Linked DNA regions of Homo sapiens: region 2 is linked to region 1. Evidence: chromatin loops called from intact Hi-C (ENCODE). Cell type or tissue: heart left ventricle. All regions are shown on one strand. Links, peaks and the distances in the headings refer to the core of each region. The heading gives the core; the rest is flanking DNA. Region 1 overlaps PRDM16 (PR/SET domain 16). Region 2 overlaps PRDM16 (PR/SET domain 16).

Region 1 (8,847 bases), core at 4,480-6,979:
CGGGGTCCGGCACTGCCTCCAGCCGCCCTGGGGGTGGTCTTGGGTGAGGGATGGAACCATCCAGGTGCCGGCTTCCCCATCTGCTAGGGGAAGGCCGCCTCTGCCCCTCACAGCCCGGCCACGGCAGAGAGGAGGTGGGCAGGGAGACACCAGCATGTGCTCTGATCCCTCGGCAGCGTGGTGGGGGCTCCGAAGGGGCACTGGGAACAAGCTGTATGGTTGGGGTCCCCTCCCGGGCAGAGGGCAGGTAGTCGGGCCCCGCAGTGAGCCTCGTCCTCTGCGCAGCCTGGAGCAGCACATGGTCATCCACACGGAGGAGCGCGAGTACAAATGCGACCAGTGTCCCAAGGCCTTCAACTGGAAGTCCAACCTCATCCGCCACCAGATGTCCCACGACAGCGGCAAACGCTTCGAATGTGAAAACTGCGTGAAGGTAACCTGCGGGGCGGCCCCGTCTCAGCCCCGGGGCAGCAGGAGGCTGCAGACGGGCGCCCGCCCCCGTGCTCCCTACACCCCCTGGTCCAAATGTAGATGGAGTGCGGCAGAGTGGGTAGGAGGCCCCTGCGGTGGCTCGGGCCCTTCCGTGTGACTAGGAAGGAAAGGAAGTCTCAGGGAAGACCGTGTCCCCCAGGTCAGAAGGATCAGGGCCGAGACCAGAACCCAGGCCCCTCCAGAGCGCGGCTCCTGTCCTCCCGCCGGTGTGGAAGGAAGAGGCTGGCGGGGCTGAGCCGAGCCTCCACCCCGAGCCCGCCAGGGTCTCAGCACCACAGCTGAAAACGCTTTCTGCAGCCCTGTCTCACGCAGCCTCAGTTCAGGAATTGTTCTTGAGGAAAGCAGCCGGGGAGGCTCTGCGGCTCACTTAAGGCCCTGCAGCGGGTCCTTGCTACACAGAGACCTGTCCCGGCCTGCTTGGTGCAGACTGCAACGTGGCAAGAGAGACAGGCAGGGCCCTGCCCCCCACAGCCGGTTGGTCCGCCAGCCAGAACCAGGCCAAGGCGGGTGTCCAGGCAGGGCACGCGCCAACGGCATCCGTCTCCCCAGGTGTTCACGGACCCCAGCAACCTTCAGCGGCACATCCGCTCGCAGCACGTGGGCGCTCGGGCCCACGCCTGCCCCGACTGCGGGAAGACCTTCGCCACGTCCTCCGGCCTCAAGCAGCACAAGCATATCCACAGCACGGTGAAGCCTTTCATATGTGAGTGGTCGCCCAGCCTGGCCGCCTGCCCTCCGGGTGCGCGGATGCCGTGGCGGTCGGGCCGAGGTGGGCCATCCCCCAAGGTCTCCCCCGATCCGAGGGGCCCCAGTTTGTTCATAAAGCACTCATGGCAGGTTCTGACATCTCTGCCGCGTGCAGCCTGGTCCCCGGCAGGCACCCTCTGAGTTTGTCCCTCACTGCTCCCCTTCCCCATCCCGTCCTCCTCCACGGCTCCCCTTGCTTCACCTCACAGGGGCTGGAGGGGGGCAGTGGGTGATGGGAGGGACCAGGGTCCTGCAGAAGGAGCTGGACCCTCCCTCCCTGTTGCTACTCCCGTCCCCCGAACTCACTCCCCACCTGTGCCGAGCTCCAGAAGGGCGTGCTTCTGTGCTGCCCTGCACGTGACAGTCTCAGCAGACACCCACTGGGATTGTCAGGGCGGTGTCTCTAGGGGGCCCTGTCTGTGCCCAGTGCTGTTCCAGTGCGGGGGCCAGCCCTGAATAAAAGACCAGCTGTCTTTAGGAGGCTCGCACACCAATGGGAGGAGACAGGCAAGCCAGACAAGCAAGGTGGCAGGCACAGCTCTGGGTGCAGCGGTGTGGGGTTACAGCCTCACAGGGGGCCAGGCTGGCAGCCTGGTGTGGGAGCTGAGACTGCCTGTTCGATGAGAGGCGTTCCAGCAAAGACACAAGGAGAGTGAGCCCTGGGCACCTGTGGAGGAGGCTCAGGAGGGAGCTGTGAGCGTAGAGGCCCAGAGGCCAGGGTTTGTTTAAGGAGTGAGTGAGCGGAGTGAGAAGAAAGGGCCAGGTGGTGGCTCACACCTGTAATCCCAACACTTTGGGCGGCCCAGGCAGGAAGATCACCTGAGGCCAGGAGTTCAAGACCAGCCTGAGCAATGTAGCAAGACACCATTTCTACCAAAAAAAAAAAAATTTTTTTTTTAATTAGCCAACCACGGTAGTGTGTGCCTGTGGTCCCAGCTGCTCAGGGGGCTAAGGGCAAGAGGATGTCCTGAGCCCAGGAATTCGAGGCTGCAGTAAGCCAAGATCACACCACTGCACTCCAGCCTGGGCAACAGAGCAAGACTCTGTAAAGAAATAAAAATAAATAAGAGAAAGGTAAGAGGTCACCAGGGCCGGGTCCAAGGGGCCTTGTGGGCCAGTGCAGGGACTATGACCCTGATTCTCAGTGAAGTCAGAGGCCCCTGAAGGGTCCTGTCTGCTGGGCCTTGTGCCGAGTCATCGCTTCCCAAGCATTCTTACACAGCATCCTTACGAAAGCCTGAGAGTGGGGCCCTTCTGTCTCCAGTTGTCATAGGAGGAAAGGGAGGCTACAAGATGTTGAGTGACCGTGGGCTCAAGGCCAGGCTGTGGAGCCCAAATTTTAGCTTCAGGGGCCTGGCTCCTGGCCCCCGGCTGGGTGATTTGAACCTTCCAGGCTCCGTTGCATCAGCCTGGAGAGGCGGGGTGCTGGGAGCTTGGGAACCTGGACTCAGGTGTTCTTGCTGATGTGGGACCACTCAGGCACTGACCACTTGCACAAGAGGTGATGTCCGCCAGCCAGCCGGGCCCCTGTCAGCACCTGGGCTGTGCCCGTCCCACCCACCTCCCAAGCCCCAGCGTCCAGCCGTCCTGCTAGGGGTGACTCCGCCCCCAGCCTAACCTGGGCCACATGCCCCCACCAACTGAGGAACCAAAGGGAGATGGAGCTCTGCCTGCCGGCCGTTCCACAAGTACTGTTTTCCCATTTGCTGACCACCGATCTCCCAGGAGGAGCATGTGTGCAGTGTGCCCGGCTCCGGCACCCCGATACACAGTACCCCTTTCCTCTGGGAGAAGCCAGCACGGTGCGAGCTGGGCAGGAGTCAGGGGCTGGGGCGGGGGGTGACTGCTCCCAGCTGCAGGTCAAGTGACTCCAGTGAGAGCGGCACCAGTTGGTGCCTCAGATGACAACGTGGAGTTCTATAGCAAGCTCAGGAGCAAGAAAATTGGACCTAGGTTTAAACTTCCTTGCCTCTCTGGGCCTGCAGACGAGCGTTCTAAAGTCCCGTTGCATCGCTTTAATGATGTGCATTCCAAGAGCTGCAGCACCCTGGGCAGCTGGAGCCCACTGTTCCCACCACACTGCAGGCTGCTCCCCATCCCTCGTGGATGGAGTGAGGACAGGGAAACTCAACTGGCCCTGCCCCGCCTCGGCGACTCTTGCGCTTCTTGTCCACACACTCGGCTCACCTTTGTGCCTTGGCTTTTTGCTAAGGGGATAAAGCTTAAAGGAAAACCCCAGATGTGGGCAGATCGGGTTTATGAAGATTCTCATTCCCTTAGAAATTAGATCAGACACAAGCAACGCAGCCCTGGTATCCCCCAGGCCACTGCACAGTGTCCTTTGGTGCAACTGCAGAAGGGGGTCTTCAGGCTTGGAGAGGAGAATTTGCAAACAAGTGAGGGAGTCCAAATGGCGTGGCCCTTTCCAGGAATGGTCAGTTGCTTGCAGGAGAGGTCACAGCTGCGCAGGCGCTCATGGCCAGACTCCGTGTCCACCTGCTGGGTGACACACCCATGGCACAGGCAGATGGAAGCCCTAAGCCCCCACCTCACTGGCCACACAGACGGAGGGGGTGTCATTCCTGGTGGTGTCTTTCCCACCAAGGCGCTCACCTGTGCCCTGGGCTGTGTACAAACGTGTGTGTGCATGGGTGTAAGAGAAGGGGTGGGTAGAGCGAGAGGAGAGGAGAACAGGACAGAGAGGAAGTATAATATCTGGGAATGAGGTGCACAGGCTCCCACTGGGCACTTTGCAGAAAGAGCCTTTGCTTTAATAAGTATGCACGTGTGAGAGTGTGTGAGTGTGGGCGCGTGCACCGGTGCGTGTGTGTGTGAGAGCGTGTGTGTGGACACATGAGCTGGTGCATGTGTCGGTGCGTGTGAGAGCGTGTGAGTGTGGGTGTGTGAGCTGGTGTGTGTGTGAGTGCATGAGTGTGGGTGCGTGAGCTGGTGCCTGTGTTGGCATGTGTGAGAGTGTGTGAGTGTGAGCACGTGAGCCGGTGCATGTGTTGGCGTGCATGAGAGTGTGTGAGTGTGGGCGCGTGAGCCGGTGCATGTGTTGGCACACGTGAGAGTGCATGAGTGTGGGCGCGTGAGCCGGTGCGTGTGTGTGAGCGCGTGTGGGCGCGTGAGCTGGTGCGTGTGTTGGAGGATGTGAGAGCACGAGGGTGGGCACGTGAGCTGGTGCGTGTGTGTGTGAGAGCGCATGAGGGTGGGCGTGTGAGCCAGTGCTTGTGTTGGCACGCATGAGAGTGAGGGGCGTGTGAGCCAGTGCATGTGTTGGCACGTGTGAGAGCATGTGAGGGTTGGCGTGTGAGCCGGGGCATGTCAGTGTGTGTGAGTGTGGGCGTGTGGGCCGGTGCGTGTGTCGGCGCACGTGACAGCGTGAGTGTGGGCGCGTGTCTGTGAGTGCGAGTGTGGGCGTGTGAGTTGATGCATGTGAGTGTGTGAGTGTGGGTGTGTGTGAGTGAGTGTGGGCACGTGAGTTGGTGCGTGTGTGTGTGAGAGTGTGGGCGCGTGAGTTGGTGCGTGTGGGTGTGAGAGTGTGTGAGTGGGGCACAGCCAGGGTGTGCTTGTTTGGCCGGCAGGGCTGAGTGCCTCCCCGAGGGCCAGGTAGGTGACCGAGGGGTATTTACAGACCCTCCCTCTGGAGGGTCACCTGTCCATCAGCAGCCCTCCAGAGAGGGCAGATTTGATGAAACGAGACAAAGTTCTTCTCCCCTCAGCCTTGAAAACGCCCCGCCAGGCTGGACGAGCAGGAAGGTAGAGCGGTTAATATAAATAGATATCGTGATGAAAGAACACGATCATCTTAGGGGAAAAGCTCCCAGCTGGAGTCGAAGGAGATCAGGCAGCCGACGATTTCTGGTGAGCAAGAAGCTTGCTGAAATCATTGTTTCCACCACGCCGTGTTTAGGAAGCAAATTGTCCTACAGAGAGAGACACTCGCCGGGATGTGTGTGTGTGGTGTGCGTGTCTGTGGTGTGTGTGTGCGTGTGTGTGGTGTATGTGCATGTGTGTGGTTTGTGTGGTGTGTGTAGTGTGGGTGTGTGTGTGGTGTGGGTGTGAGTGTGTGTGGTTGTGTGTGGGTGTGTGGTGTGGGTGTGTGTGGTGTATGTGTGCATGTGTGTGGTTGTGTGTGGGTGTGTGGTGTGGGTGTGTGTGTGGTGTTTGTGTGCATGTGTGTGGTTGTGTGCATGTGTGTGGTGTGGTTGTGGGTGTGGTGTGTGTGTATGTGCATGTGTGTGGTGTGGGTGTGTGTGCGTGTGGGGGGTGTGGTTGTGTGTTTGCATGGGGGGGTGTGGGGGGTGTGCATGTGTGTGTGCTGTGTGTGCATGTGTGTGATTGTGTGTGTACGAATGTGGTGTGTGGTTGTGTATGTGCATGTGTATGAATGTGTGTGGTTGTGTGTGTGCGTGTGTGTGGTGTGTGTGCATGTGTATGAATGTGGTGTGTGGTTGTGTGTGCTGTGTGTGTGCATGTGTAGATGTGTGTGTGTTCCTCCCTTTTTTCTTAGAAAAACAAGAGGCAAAAGACAAGCTGGTGATTCGCTGACAACCGTTCACAGGCCTTTAGGAAAATGGCCGGAACCCCCAGGCCGCTGGGTCCTGGAGTCTAGCTGGGCCGGCACTGCCCTCTCCTGTTGAGAGAAGATGCTGGCACTCGCCAGCCAGAGCCGGGCACTGCCGCTTCCATCCCAGTCTGAGGAGGTTCCCAGTAGTAGGATTTTCACTTTTCTCAAGCAGGGAATAGTCCCTCTGCATAGGGCTCCTGCCCGGGGTGACCTCCTATCCATGTCCACCTCCAGCCATCTCCAAAGGGTAGTTGAGTACTGCCAGGAGCCCCAAAGTCCGGGATCCCCGAGTTGGGGCCTCCTGAGAACCTCAGGAACTGTCTGTGTCAACCCAGAGGCTGCCTTCTCCGGGGTGCAGGCAGCAGGATCTGGTGCGGAGAGGGGAGGTGGGAGGACACTAGGAACACTGTGAACTTCTAGAGAGCAGGAGGCACAGTCTGCGTGGTCAGCGTCCTGCCCCCACCCCTGCTAGAACAGCTGCAAAAGTGAAGACGAAGGCAGGGCGGGCCCTGAGCCAGCTTGCCCTGAATCCACTGATGGAGTGGCAGACACCATCACATGCATTCGCTTTCCCCGTGCCCCGCCCTGGAGAGCAGGTTCACCTTCCCCAGGGACTTCTGAAAATCTTGGCTCCTAAACTAGCAACACCGTGGGGTAGGAGGGTGGAAACAGCAGTGGCAAGCCCATTCTCCAGCAAAGAAGGTGGCGGCACAGCAGGAACTGTACCAACCGGCCCCCCGATCTGTGCTGGTCACTGGAGGCCAGTCTTGGGTGGGGCGCATGCACACACACATATGTTTCCACATGCTCATGTGTGCACACGTGTGCACACTCAGACACGCACGCTTGCAGAATACACACACGCCTGCCCAGACACGGACACTTACGCACACAGACACACATGCACCTGCCTGTGTATTTGTGTGTACGCACACACGCATGTATGCACAGTACACACATATACACCCATGCCCACGCACATGCACCCAGACAGACTGCTTCCAGCCCCAGCCTCGCCCCTCCAGCGGCTGGCTTTCCCAGTAATTTCATGTGGCGTTTTCAGCAGGGTTTCCCGGTCATTTCATGCGGGTTTGTCTTGGCTTCTGCTGATGTTTTAGGTGAGGTCTGCCACAAGTCCTACACGCAGTTCTCCAACCTGTGCCGGCACAAGCGGATGCACGCCGACTGCCGCACGCAGATCAAGTGCAAGGACTGTGGCCAGATGTTCAGCACTACCTCCTCCCTCAACAAGCACCGGCGCTTCTGCGAGGGCAAGAACCATTACACGCCGGGCGGCATCTTTGCCCCGGGCCTGCCCTTGACCCCCAGCCCCATGATGGACAAGGCAAAACCCTCCCCCAGCCTCAATCACGCCAGCCTGGGCTTCAACGAGTACTTTCCCTCCAGGCCGCACCCGGGGAGCCTGCCCTTCTCCACGGCGCCTCCCACGTTCCCCGCACTCACCCCCGGCTTCCCGGGCATCTTCCCTCCATCCTTGTACCCCCGGCCGCCTCTGCTACCTCCCACATCGCTGCTCAAGAGCCCCCTGAACCACACCCAGGACGCCAAGCTCCCCAGTCCCCTGGGGAACCCAGCCCTGCCCCTGGTCTCCGCCGTCAGCAACAGCAGCCAGGGCACGACGGCAGCTGCGGGGCCCGAGGAGAAGTTCGAGAGCCGCCTGGAGGACTCCTGTGTGGAGAAGCTGAAGACCAGGAGCAGCGACATGTCGGACGGCAGTGACTTTGAGGACGTCAACACCACCACGGGGACCGACCTGGACACGACCACGGGGACGGGCTCGGACCTGGACAGCGACGTGGACAGCGACCCTGACAAGGACAAGGGCAAGGGCAAGTCCGCCGAGGGCCAGCCCAAGTTTGGGGGCGGCTTGGCGCCCCCGGGGGCCCCGAACAGCGTGGCCGAGGTGCCTGTCTTCTATTCCCAGCACTCATTCTTCCCGCCACCCGACGAGCAGCTGCTGACTGCAACGGGCGCCGCCGGGGACTCCATCAAGGCCATCGCATCCATTGCCGAGAAGTACTTTGGCCCCGGCTTCATGGGGATGCAGGAGAAGAAGCTGGGCTCGCTCCCCTACCACTCGGCGTTCCCCTTCCAGTTCCTGCCCAACTTCCCCCACTCCCTTTACCCCTTCACGGACCGAGCCCTCGCCCACAACTTGCTGGTCAAGGCCGAGCCAAAGTCACCCCGGGACGCCCTCAAGGTGGGCGGCCCCAGTGCCGAGTGCCCCTTTGATCTCACCACCAAGCCCAAAGACGTGAAGCCCATCCTGCCCATGCCCAAGGGCCCCTCGGCCCCCGCATCCGGCGAGGAGCAGCCGCTGGACCTGAGCATCGGCAGCCGGGCCCGTGCCAGCCAAAACGGCGGCGGGCGGGAGCCCCGCAAGAACCACGTCTATGGGGAACGCAAGCTGGGCGCCGGCGAGGGGCTGCCCCAGGTGTGCCCGGCGCGGATGCCCCAGCAGCCCCCGCTCCACTACGCCAAGCCCTCGCCCTTCTTCATGGACCCCATCTACAGGTATTCAGCACCCCAGCCTCACTGGCTCTCCCTGGGGCGGGGCCGCGGCGGTGCTGGGCGGGCTCAGTGCATGGTGGTGTCTCTTTCAAGCTCCTCCAAGGTCGTCCCCCGGCCTTTGCTGACTTCAGGAAGATGCCCCTGTTCTTGGGGGGGTCTGCACCCCTCAGGAGGGATGCCTGGCTTGGCTGCTCCTAAGCTAGGTGCCTGGCCCGGGCCGTGTTTGGGAGGCCAGGACGGGTGCTCCTGGACACGTGCAGTTTGCTTGCACCGATGACCACTCAGACATCACACTGCTGGCCTCGAGCGCCTCCTATCCCCAGTAACCCCACCCCCCACCCCAACCCACACCCTTCCCCACCCCTCTCTCCAGCTGTCGTCTCTGGTCTAGCTCTCCCCAGCCTCTACCTGCAGAAGTCAGAGGGGCCTGGGCTGAGTGCTTCCTGCCCCTCCTGGTGCGCTCCTGCCCCTGGAGCCACAGCGGCAGGGGGAATGGGGAGGGG
Region 2 (8,847 bases), core at 4,380-6,879, 60 kb before region 1:
GTCGGTTGCGATGGTGCACCGTCATAGTCCTAGCTACTTGCAAGGCTAAGATGGGAAGATGGTTTGAGCCCAGGATCACGTCACTGCCCTCCAGCCTGGATAACAGAGCAAGATCCCATCTAAAAAAAAAACTAAGCCTATCTAGGGACTTGTTATTTCATGCAGTATACTTTTCTGTTTTGGAATTTTCTTTTGGTTTTTAATTATAATTGGCATTTCCCTGTTGGCATTTCCCCTCTGTTAGTTCATTGTGATTACCTTTGCCTTTAAGTCTTTGGACATATTTATAAGGTATTTTTAAATCTGCTGATTCTAACATCTGGCTCATATCAGAGTTGGTTTGGATTGGCTGTGGTTTTTTCTAGGCTATGGGTGACAATTTCCTGTTTCTGTGCACATTTAGTAATTTTTTATTGTATTGGATGTTGTAGATGACATTGTAGAAACTCTGGATTCTGTTGTATTCCTCTGAAAAGTTTTGGTTTTGGTTCTAGAGAGAGTTTCAATCACTAGGTGCTCACCCTGAGTTTGCAGAAGTGTGGCTCTACACTTTATTAGGTTGGGTCTTCTTCTGTTTTATCTTTAGGATTAGTCTTTGTTCTTAAGGCTCAGCCCTTCTGGGACTTTAGTGGAAAGCCAAAGGTGATCATCAAGCTCTTCTAAGTTGATGGGACTCAAATTCCAAAGCCCTGCTGTGGTAAGCAGCAAGTGAAATCTCTGTGTAGCTCTTGTTTTCTGTGGGGCCCTTTGCAACCTCCCTCATGCATGAGCAATTCAGGGGTTTGAGGGGTGTATATGCACACAGGAGGATCATGTCTCTGTGGCTCCTTCCTTTCCATGGTTTCTCCCCTCAACTTACAGATGCTCTGACAGCCTCACACTGCATCCTCTGACCCATCTGTCCCATAAGACTGCAGCTTTCTGCCCGAGTTCCAGCTGCCCTGTACCAAGTAGGCTGCACAGTGGCCTTGAGGGAATACCTGGAGGACAGTGGCCCTCACAGTGCACTGCTTTCCTTCAAGGGTTCAGTTCCTCCAGTTCCCACCTGCTTTTTGTTATTCTCTAGTGCTATCAAGTTTTTTTTGTTTTAAATTATTTTTTTCCAAGTGTATCATTGTTATCTGCAGGAGAGTACATCCAACAGAAGCTACTCTACCACTGTGGGAACCGGAGGCTCCTGGGCCCCACTCTTTATTATGCCACATGCACATCCATTTTAAGCCAACAGCCACACGCACCTCCACTGTGAGTTCTGTGGCCTCATTCTGTCATCCTTGCCATAGCCCTAGGAAGTGGCTAGCACGGCAGCATCCATTTTACAGGTGGCAATAATGAGGTTCAAACTGGCCAAGTACCCCACCTAAGGACACTCAGCCAGTAGGAATGGGACTTGGGTCTTGAATCCTGAGGTGCTGATGGCAAATCCCATGTTCTTCCCACTGTTGGTTCCAAATGTGTCACCGGGATGCAGCAGGACCCCCTCTGTGGTCCAGGCCACCCCTCGGGTCCTCCCATGCTGCCCTCTCGGGTCCTCCCGTGCTGCCCCCTCTGTGGTCCAGGCCACCCCTCGGGTCCTCCCGTGCTGCCCCCTCTGTGGTCCAGGCCACCCCTTGGTTCCTCCTGTGCTGCCCTCTCGGGTCCTCCCGTGCTGCCCTCTGCAGCCGAGGGTTTTTCTTGGCAGCTGTCTCACTCCACCCAGAGCTACACAGTCCCCCCACCCTGGGCTCCTGGGAGCCAACAAGAGCCCCAAAGAGGCCACGTGGCTGTGGGCCAGGGTCTCCCCCATCCAGGGGCCTGCGGAGGGGCTGCCTGTGAGCGTGCATATCAAAGGGGGCATTGAGGGGCGGGCTCCAAGGAGACTCATTCTCCGTCAACACCCACAATGTGGGCTTTGTGAGACCTGGCAAGGCTGCGCTGAGCTGAGCGAGAACTTTCCTTTTTCTCCTAGGGAGAGATTATTTAATTTAAAAATAATTGAATGTGGAAAATGTTGGATATGGAAACTGTTTATCAGGCTTCCTTTTTTGTTTCTCCCGTTGGCCCTGCCCCACGGCGGTGAGCGACGTACCCTTCCCCAGGACGTCTTGGAGGTGTTTGTGCGTCGAGTTCTGTGTGACATAGGCTGGGGGCTTGGGGGCTTCCAGTGGAGGAGCCTGATGGAGCTCCATGGTCAAGAGGGCCTGGAAAAGTCAGGGCCTTGGGCAGAACACGGGGGCCTGCCTGGTGCTCAAAGCACAGGGCGGAACACTCTGGAGACACTGCTGTCCCACGGTTCCTGTTCAGCAGCCTGAGCTCCTCCTGGAGCACCCGCGGCATACGTGGCCCTCCCGCCTCTCTGCTCACCCTGCTGTCTCCTTTCTCTCCCCTCCACCGTCCCCAGTCTTTGGGGGCAGGCAACACAGACACCCCCTCCACCTGCGAGCCTCTCGATGGCCAGCCAGGCCCACCCCTCACTCCTCCAAGCTGGCTGCAAGGAGGCACAGGCAGATGCATCTTCTCACCCCGGCTGCACCCAGACTGGGGTCACTTCTGGTGCCCAACAGCACCCACCCCACTGTGAGGTGAGGGTGGGTGGCTCTACAAGGGAAGGGGCTCCTCTCACGTTCGCCCGCCCCAGTGGCCTAGTGACCGGCTGAACAGACGGAATGAGTGACCATGCAACCAAGTGGCTCCTGAGCAGTTCCTAACACTGTTCACCGGTGCTCTGCCGCTCCCCTTTCGTGCTTCCATCTGTAAAATGAGGGACTCCAGGCAGGCCCTGGGGACACCTGAGTGTCAGGGCTGGCTTTGCAACCTAATCCTCTCCAGAAGTGCGCAGCACTCACCGGCAGCTTGGGACACCCATGAAGTAACTTGCAGCGACCACCTTGAGGGCCTCACAGGTGTCCAGGAAACCCAGGTGCCCAGTCTTTCCGGGGAGGGTGGAGGGGGTCAGTGTACAGCCCCGGGAGTGTGAGTGTGGGAAGGGGCAGGCGGCCGTCCCTCCCAGGACACTGGTTCCTGGATGATGGTCTTTCCACAAGGTTCTGCACCAGGCAGACAGGCAGAGGGGCTCCATCCAGCCCAGAGGTGGCCCCAATGCTTAAAGCGCCTCCACCCCATTCCAGAAGGAGAAACCAGGCCCAGGGAGGGCGAGACTCTCAGGGCCTCCATGCATGCTGGCCACAGCCACTGGCTCCCTGGCATTGGCCCAGGAAGGAGCCCGGAACACCCTGGGCCTGGCCCACGGTGGTGCAGGTCCCACTGGCGAGAGCCATCCATCTGCTCCTGGAAGGCCCCGCCCTCCTGCGTCTGGTCCCAGGCAGGCTCTGTGCACACTGGGTGGGAACAAGGGCCTGTAGAATCAAGGCAAGAGGCAGTCAGGGGGTGGGGGTGGGGGCAGAGCCGTCTCTCACTGCTGGGGAAGGTCAGTCCTCGGAGTAGCTTGGGAGTCCATGACCCTGCCCCAGGTCCCACTTTGGAGTCATTTGGCTCTTCTCAGACTTCTGGGGTAGCAAAGCTGAATGGGCAGGTTCCGGGCTAAGGAGCAAACACCATGCCTAGGCCTTGGTGAGAGCTGCGGGCTCCCCTGATCCAGATCTGGCCTGATGCCTGCTCCAAAGCCCCTGAGGGCTCTGGGCTGGGGCGGGAACAGGAAGGGCAGCCACCTGGTAGTGTGGTCAGGAGGAAGGGGTTCCTTGTGCAAAGCAGCTGCCCGAGCCCATCCCCTGTGACTTCAGGGTCCTGGCAGTGTCTGTGAGCAGCCCCAGAGCTGGTGCCGGGCACTGAGTTCCGTGAGCCTCTGGACACGGGGCTGTGCATCTCGGTGGCTCAGTCTGCTTTGGCCGAGGCTAGAACCGAACTTCTGGTCAGGCTGCCCATGCCTCTGGTCGGAGCACGGGGCAGCCTGTGTCCATCTGCTGGCAGCAGGCAGAGTTCTGCCCAGGTCGCAGAGGGGTTGCTGAGTCTCCCCAACCCACGTCCCAGCCTGGGGGGTCTGGCCCAACCGTAGCCCTCTGGGCCCCTGAACAGTTCTGCAGGGTTTTGGCTGCAAGGATGAGGCTCGCTGGCTCAGCCCAGGACCATAGGAATCTGCCCATGCCATGCAGCCCTCAGTGCCCACAAAGGCTGGGCTCCAGGCCCTGAGCTTTTTGGAGCAACTACTCGGCTGCCTGGCCAGGTCACTCGTTAGTATTCGTGTGCTAGGGCCCAGGAGAAGCAGAGAGTGGAGAGAGGCCAGCGGTGGGGGCAGCTCTTCAGCACCATCCCCAAAATCCGCGGGCCAAGGACATTTGGACAAAGAGCTGTCTTCATTGAGAGCAGTGGGCACGGCTTCTGCTGCCCACAAAGGCGGCTTGAATGGGCAGGGACAGTGGGGAGGGACATGCACGCTTCTTAAAGAGGCCCTCCGCCATGGCCTCCAGCAGAAGGAGGGGGGCTTCCCCGGAGCTTTGAACTCACAGTGCCCCTCTTGAGACATGACCTTGAATGTCAGGTGCCACCAAGCCCTGTCCCTGTCTCCTGACACTAGCTGTTCAGTTCTTCACAGGAACAGTCTGTCCTCCCCTCTGCCCTTGGGGACCGGGGCCGCAGTGAGCCTGGGGTGGGGGCCCTGGGGCTCACCCAACTCCACCCACTCTCCCAAAGAGCTCAGAGCTTCCCGCATCTGCAGTGGGCAGTTTTTCCACCCAGGCCAGCAAAAATGAGGGAGCGGCCCATGTCCTAGAGTCCGTGGTGGGGAGAGGCACCTGATGGGGCACCTCACTTTGAGAGGCATTAAGAGAAGGGTCCACCGGGGCAGCGCTGGCCTGGGAACAGCCCACTGGCATGGCTCTGTGCTCCTGCCTTTGGTGGGGGTGGGGGCGGGGCCCAGCATGGCCGGAGAGGCTGGGGCTTTGTAATAATCACCATAACGATTATTGAATTTGAAAAGCCAGGAGTCAATGCATTTCTGCACGATTTTGTCAGCAACAAACCACAGCCTCGCCCTGCCCCACCTCCGTCCGCATAGTGCCCATGGCCAGGCTGTCTGGGCGCAGCATTCCTGGGCCTGCTCTCTGGCTCCCAGTGAGGGTCCCCGCCCCACGGGAGATAAGATAGAGCTGGTGTCAGGGAGGAGGTGTGGACGGGGCCGCACCGGCACGCTGTGAGTGATAAAAGGGGCTTTGGAAAGGTGCTGACGTGGCACCGTGCTTAATGAGGTCATCGCCGAAGCTGCTGCCCCGATAACCTGGAGGTCAGGCTCCCAGCAAGTGGCCATGGCGGGAAGCAGGGCTGTCTGCACTGCCCGTCTCCACCCAGCACCCAGTCGGCGCAGCCACTGGGTGCCCATGGGGCTTGGCTCCGAGCTTATTTCAGAGCTGTCATCCTCAACCCAAGGGTGTCCTTGTCCCGGGGCAGCTGACCCCTCTTTCCCACTGGCTGGTGTGCTGGCAAGGGTGGCGGAGGAGCCGAGGCAGCCCGGCAGAGCTCAGGGCCGCCCGTGAAAGCCAGCCTTGGATGGTAGCTTCCCCTCCCTCCCACTCCAATGCACCCCGGCTTCCTGCGCTCTGGGGGTCTTCAAAGCTCCCTGGCTGAGCTGTCTACTGGGAGCTTTCTGTTCTCAGTGTTCACAGAGGCCTGAGCTCTGCTGGCCACGGTGCTGGGCTTGGGGATTGAGGAGCCTCCAGCCCTCAGCCTCCGCAGCCCCCGCAGCCTCCAAAGCCCGGGGCTGGGCTTGCTCAGGCGCCCTCTGCCGTGAATGTTTAGCTCTGCTCCCTCCCACCTCTTGAAAGCAGCCTCTTCTGTGCCTAGCGGGGTCCTGAGCCCTGGAGGAGACAGCAGTCAGAGGCCTGGACCTGACTCCTGTCTTTGAGGGGGGAAGAGGACAGGGCAGAAAAGACCTGGGGCCAGGTGCAGTGGCCCAAAATCCCAGCACCTTGGGAGGCCAAGGCGGGAGGAAGCCCAGAAGTTTGAGGCCAGCCTGGACAACATAGCAAGACCCTATCTCTACAAAAAATACAAAAATTAGCCTGATGTGATGGCATGTGCTGGTAGTTCCAGCTACTCAGGAGGCTGAGGCAGGAGGATCGCTTGAGCTCAGGAGGTCCGGGCTACAGAGAGCTGTGATCACACCACTATACTCCAGCCTGGGCGAGAGAGTGAGACCCTGTCTCAAAAAAATGAAAAGAAAAGATCTGGAAGTGGGAGGGGAGGCGGCTCTCTACCTCCAACCTGGGCACCCTTGAAGCCACCCCCTCTTTCCCTCCTGGGCTCTACTGCTCCGTCTGTGCAGCCTGGGGCTGCAGTCAGGGTCAGGTTTGGTGACACTTGGATCCAGACATAATGTGTGTTAAGATCAAGGGCCCCGGGCTGATGTGGCCTCCCAGCAGCCTGCAGGACAAGGGGAGGGGACCAGGGTGGCAGGCAGCTGTGGGCGGGTGGAAAGCAGAGCTGGGAGCCAGCCCTGCCCGGCCAGGGCTCGGGCACAGCTTGGCTCCATGCAGGGCCCTGGGAGCACCCAGAAGGCAGGGCTTTGGCACCATGCAGCCTCCCAGATGGCCGGGCCGGGCTGGTTCCTCCCTCCCAGGACAAGAGCTTTGTGTCTGCCGACTTCTTCCCAATGCCGCGTCCAGTGTTTTCCTCTTTCTGGGCCTCAAACTCTTTTTTGAGGCCAGGTGGGTGGGGCCCAGCCAGCGCCAGGCACTTCTGGCTGGGGGATATACACCCCCCAGTCCTTGCAGAGCCCACTCTGAAGGGGACTTGGGGATTCACTTCAGCTCTCGCTTTATTATGGAGCCTGGGAGAAAAACAAGTCAGAAGACCATTTCCAAAAATAGCCAGCAGAGAGCGGGAACTGTCTGCAGAGCTGCTGGTTGGCGGCCCTCTGGGCAGGGGCACAGACAGGCCAAGAGATCCCCGTGTCCTGGGAATGGCCGCTGGCTCGCTGGGCCAGACGTTTTGGGGGCATGTTCACCAGCTTGTGGGTCTCTGAGATGTGGGTCTCAGAAGCACCTGCTTCCCACGGGGTCCACCCCGGCCCCTGGCCAGTGCCAGCTCTCATCCCCACCAGGCACTTGGGTGGCCACAGGGTGTCCCTCCCGGTCCCTCCAGGTGGAAAAGACTCTGTTTGGCACAGGCATTTTGAAGACCCAGGAGAGACTTCTGATTGAGGAACTCCTGCTCTCCTGGGCTGGGTTTAGGGAAAAAGCTCCATCCAGGGCCCACGTGGGGTCCCAGAATTTCTTCAGAACCCAGAACCCGTCTCTATAGGAACGCAGAGGGAGCAGCACAGGGACATAGGTCTTCTCCTTCCCATCCCTGGTCCTGGAGCAGGTGCCTGGGCCCTCAGCTCACTGTGTCACATTGGAACCCGTCTCTGTCCCCCTCCCTCTCTGTCCCCCTCCCTCTCTCATCCCCTTCCTCCTTCTCTCCCTCCCTCTCTCTTCCCCTCCCTCTCTCTCCCCCTCCCTCTCTCCCCCTCCCTCTCTCTCCATCTCTCTCTCTCCCCTCCCTCTTTCTCCCCTCCCTCTTTCTCTCCTCCCTCTGTCTCTCCCTTCCTCTGTCTCCCCCTCCCTCTGTCTCTCCTCTCCCTCTCTCCCCCCCCTCTGTTTCTCTTCTTCCCTCCCTCTCTCTTGCTCTCTCTCACCATAGCCCCTCCTCTTGCAGTCTCCAGCCATTTGGGGGGTTCCGCCTCCCCCTTGAGAACTCACACACTCACTCTGTGTCTGTGACTTGGTATGGAAGGGAGAGCTGGGGGCGGGGAGGCACTGATGCCTGAGGGTAGCTGGGCTGTACCATCCTCAGCCTCGCCCAGACCCTCCAGAGACCCTAAGGACCTCCCCAAAGAGCAAGATGACCACACACTTTACCTCCAGAGGAGAGGAGACACTCCTGCGAGGGAATGGGGAGCACAGTGTGAATGACTCTGGGCAGCATGACCAGCTCAGACAGCCCCAGGCCAACCCTGGCACACCGGTGCATGGTCCACCTGCCTGGCACAGTCCACCTGCCCGGCCCTGGCACTGCAGGGTGTGGGCCCTTCTCCCTCCGTGTTTGGCCCTCTCTGCCATGGGCTGGTGCTCCCCTCCACCCAGCCGTGCTGCCCCCACCTGCGGACTGATTCAATTCTGCCCCCATCCCAGCCGTGCCCACCCCTCCCACGACTTCCCACGGCAGAGTTGTGGTCCTGGCGGCTGGCTGCAGCTTTTAATTGTTTTTCTCCCCCCAGATGCTCTCCACTGACCCTCCCTCCCCTCCGAAGCCGGCGCCCCCCTTGCTGCCCGCAGTGGGCTGGGGGAGGGGACACGGATTCCAGTAGCATTTCCGCCCTCCGCTCTATCATTTCGTTTGTTCTCCTTTCCTTTCCCTTTCTTCTCCCTCCACGGGCCCAGCCTCTGTGATTAAGCCTCAAGGCCTCCTGCTGCTTTTAATAGGCCTGCGGGCCTGACCATCTGATGAGAACCGCGCAGCACAGCTTGTTCCCGAATACTTGCGCTGGAATCGCCTAATGCACGGTATTAATCATCACTGTCAGGCCGTTCAGGCCCTAAATACACCCACCCAGTATAAAATTATCCTAAACAGAAAAGAAGCAGGCTGCGATTGGCCGCATATTGAAAACAGACATGAGACAGCCCCCGCCCCCAACTCATCCCCCTCCCAAATTTCAGGGCCGCCTCCAAGGCCTCTGCCCGGTGTCAGGAACAATAGCTAGCTCTCGGTGGCAGTCAGGCCGCATTTGGTGTTCACACAAGTCCCACGTCGGGGAGGGGGCCGTCCTCTGCACAGGGCCCTGAGTGCCCACCCTGCAGGCTTCGGGGCCCATGCGTGGCCGGAGGCAGAGGGCTTCCCGGTTGGGCTGAGGGCTGTTTCAGAGCAGTGCCCTGA

Evidence for each region. A loop is a pair of places that touch in the nucleus more often than their neighbours do. Peaks named below come from ENCODE experiments on the same cell type or tissue, not always from the same donor. Only the 100,000 strongest peaks of a DNase experiment are listed, where the experiment ranks them.
Region 2: a loop joins it to region 1, with 8 times the contacts of the local background. A loop is called at or near these places in 17 of 110 quality-filtered maps.

Annotation. Positions count from the first base shown.
Region 1 is chr1:3,404,454-3,413,300 of GRCh38, forward strand. PRDM16 (PR/SET domain 16) reads left to right here. Exons shown (of 17, transcript NM_022114.4): 7 at 286-433; 8 at 1,042-1,195; 9 at 6,931-8,347. Among named protein-coding and RNA genes, the nearest start is that of ARHGEF16, 46 kb to the right of the region's middle. RefSeq lists an enhancer at 4,008-4,585. In heart left ventricle, for the core only: a CTCF peak has its summit at 5,886 (motif pointing left); a DNase peak (open chromatin) is centred at 5,872.
Region 2 is chr1:3,344,192-3,353,038 of GRCh38, forward strand. The region is part of intron 3 of PRDM16 (PR/SET domain 16); the gene reads left to right. Among named protein-coding and RNA genes, the nearest start is that of ARHGEF16, 110 kb to the right of the region's middle. RefSeq lists enhancers at 1,338-5,610, 1,862-2,361, 2,717-3,517, 3,518-4,317, 7,913-8,847. In heart left ventricle, for the core only: CTCF peaks have their summits at 5,719 (motif pointing left), 5,918 and 6,819 (motif pointing right); DNase peaks (open chromatin) are centred at 5,270, 6,380 and 6,879; H3K4me3 peaks cover 267 bases; H3K27ac peaks cover 2,500 bases; H3K27me3 peaks cover 997 bases.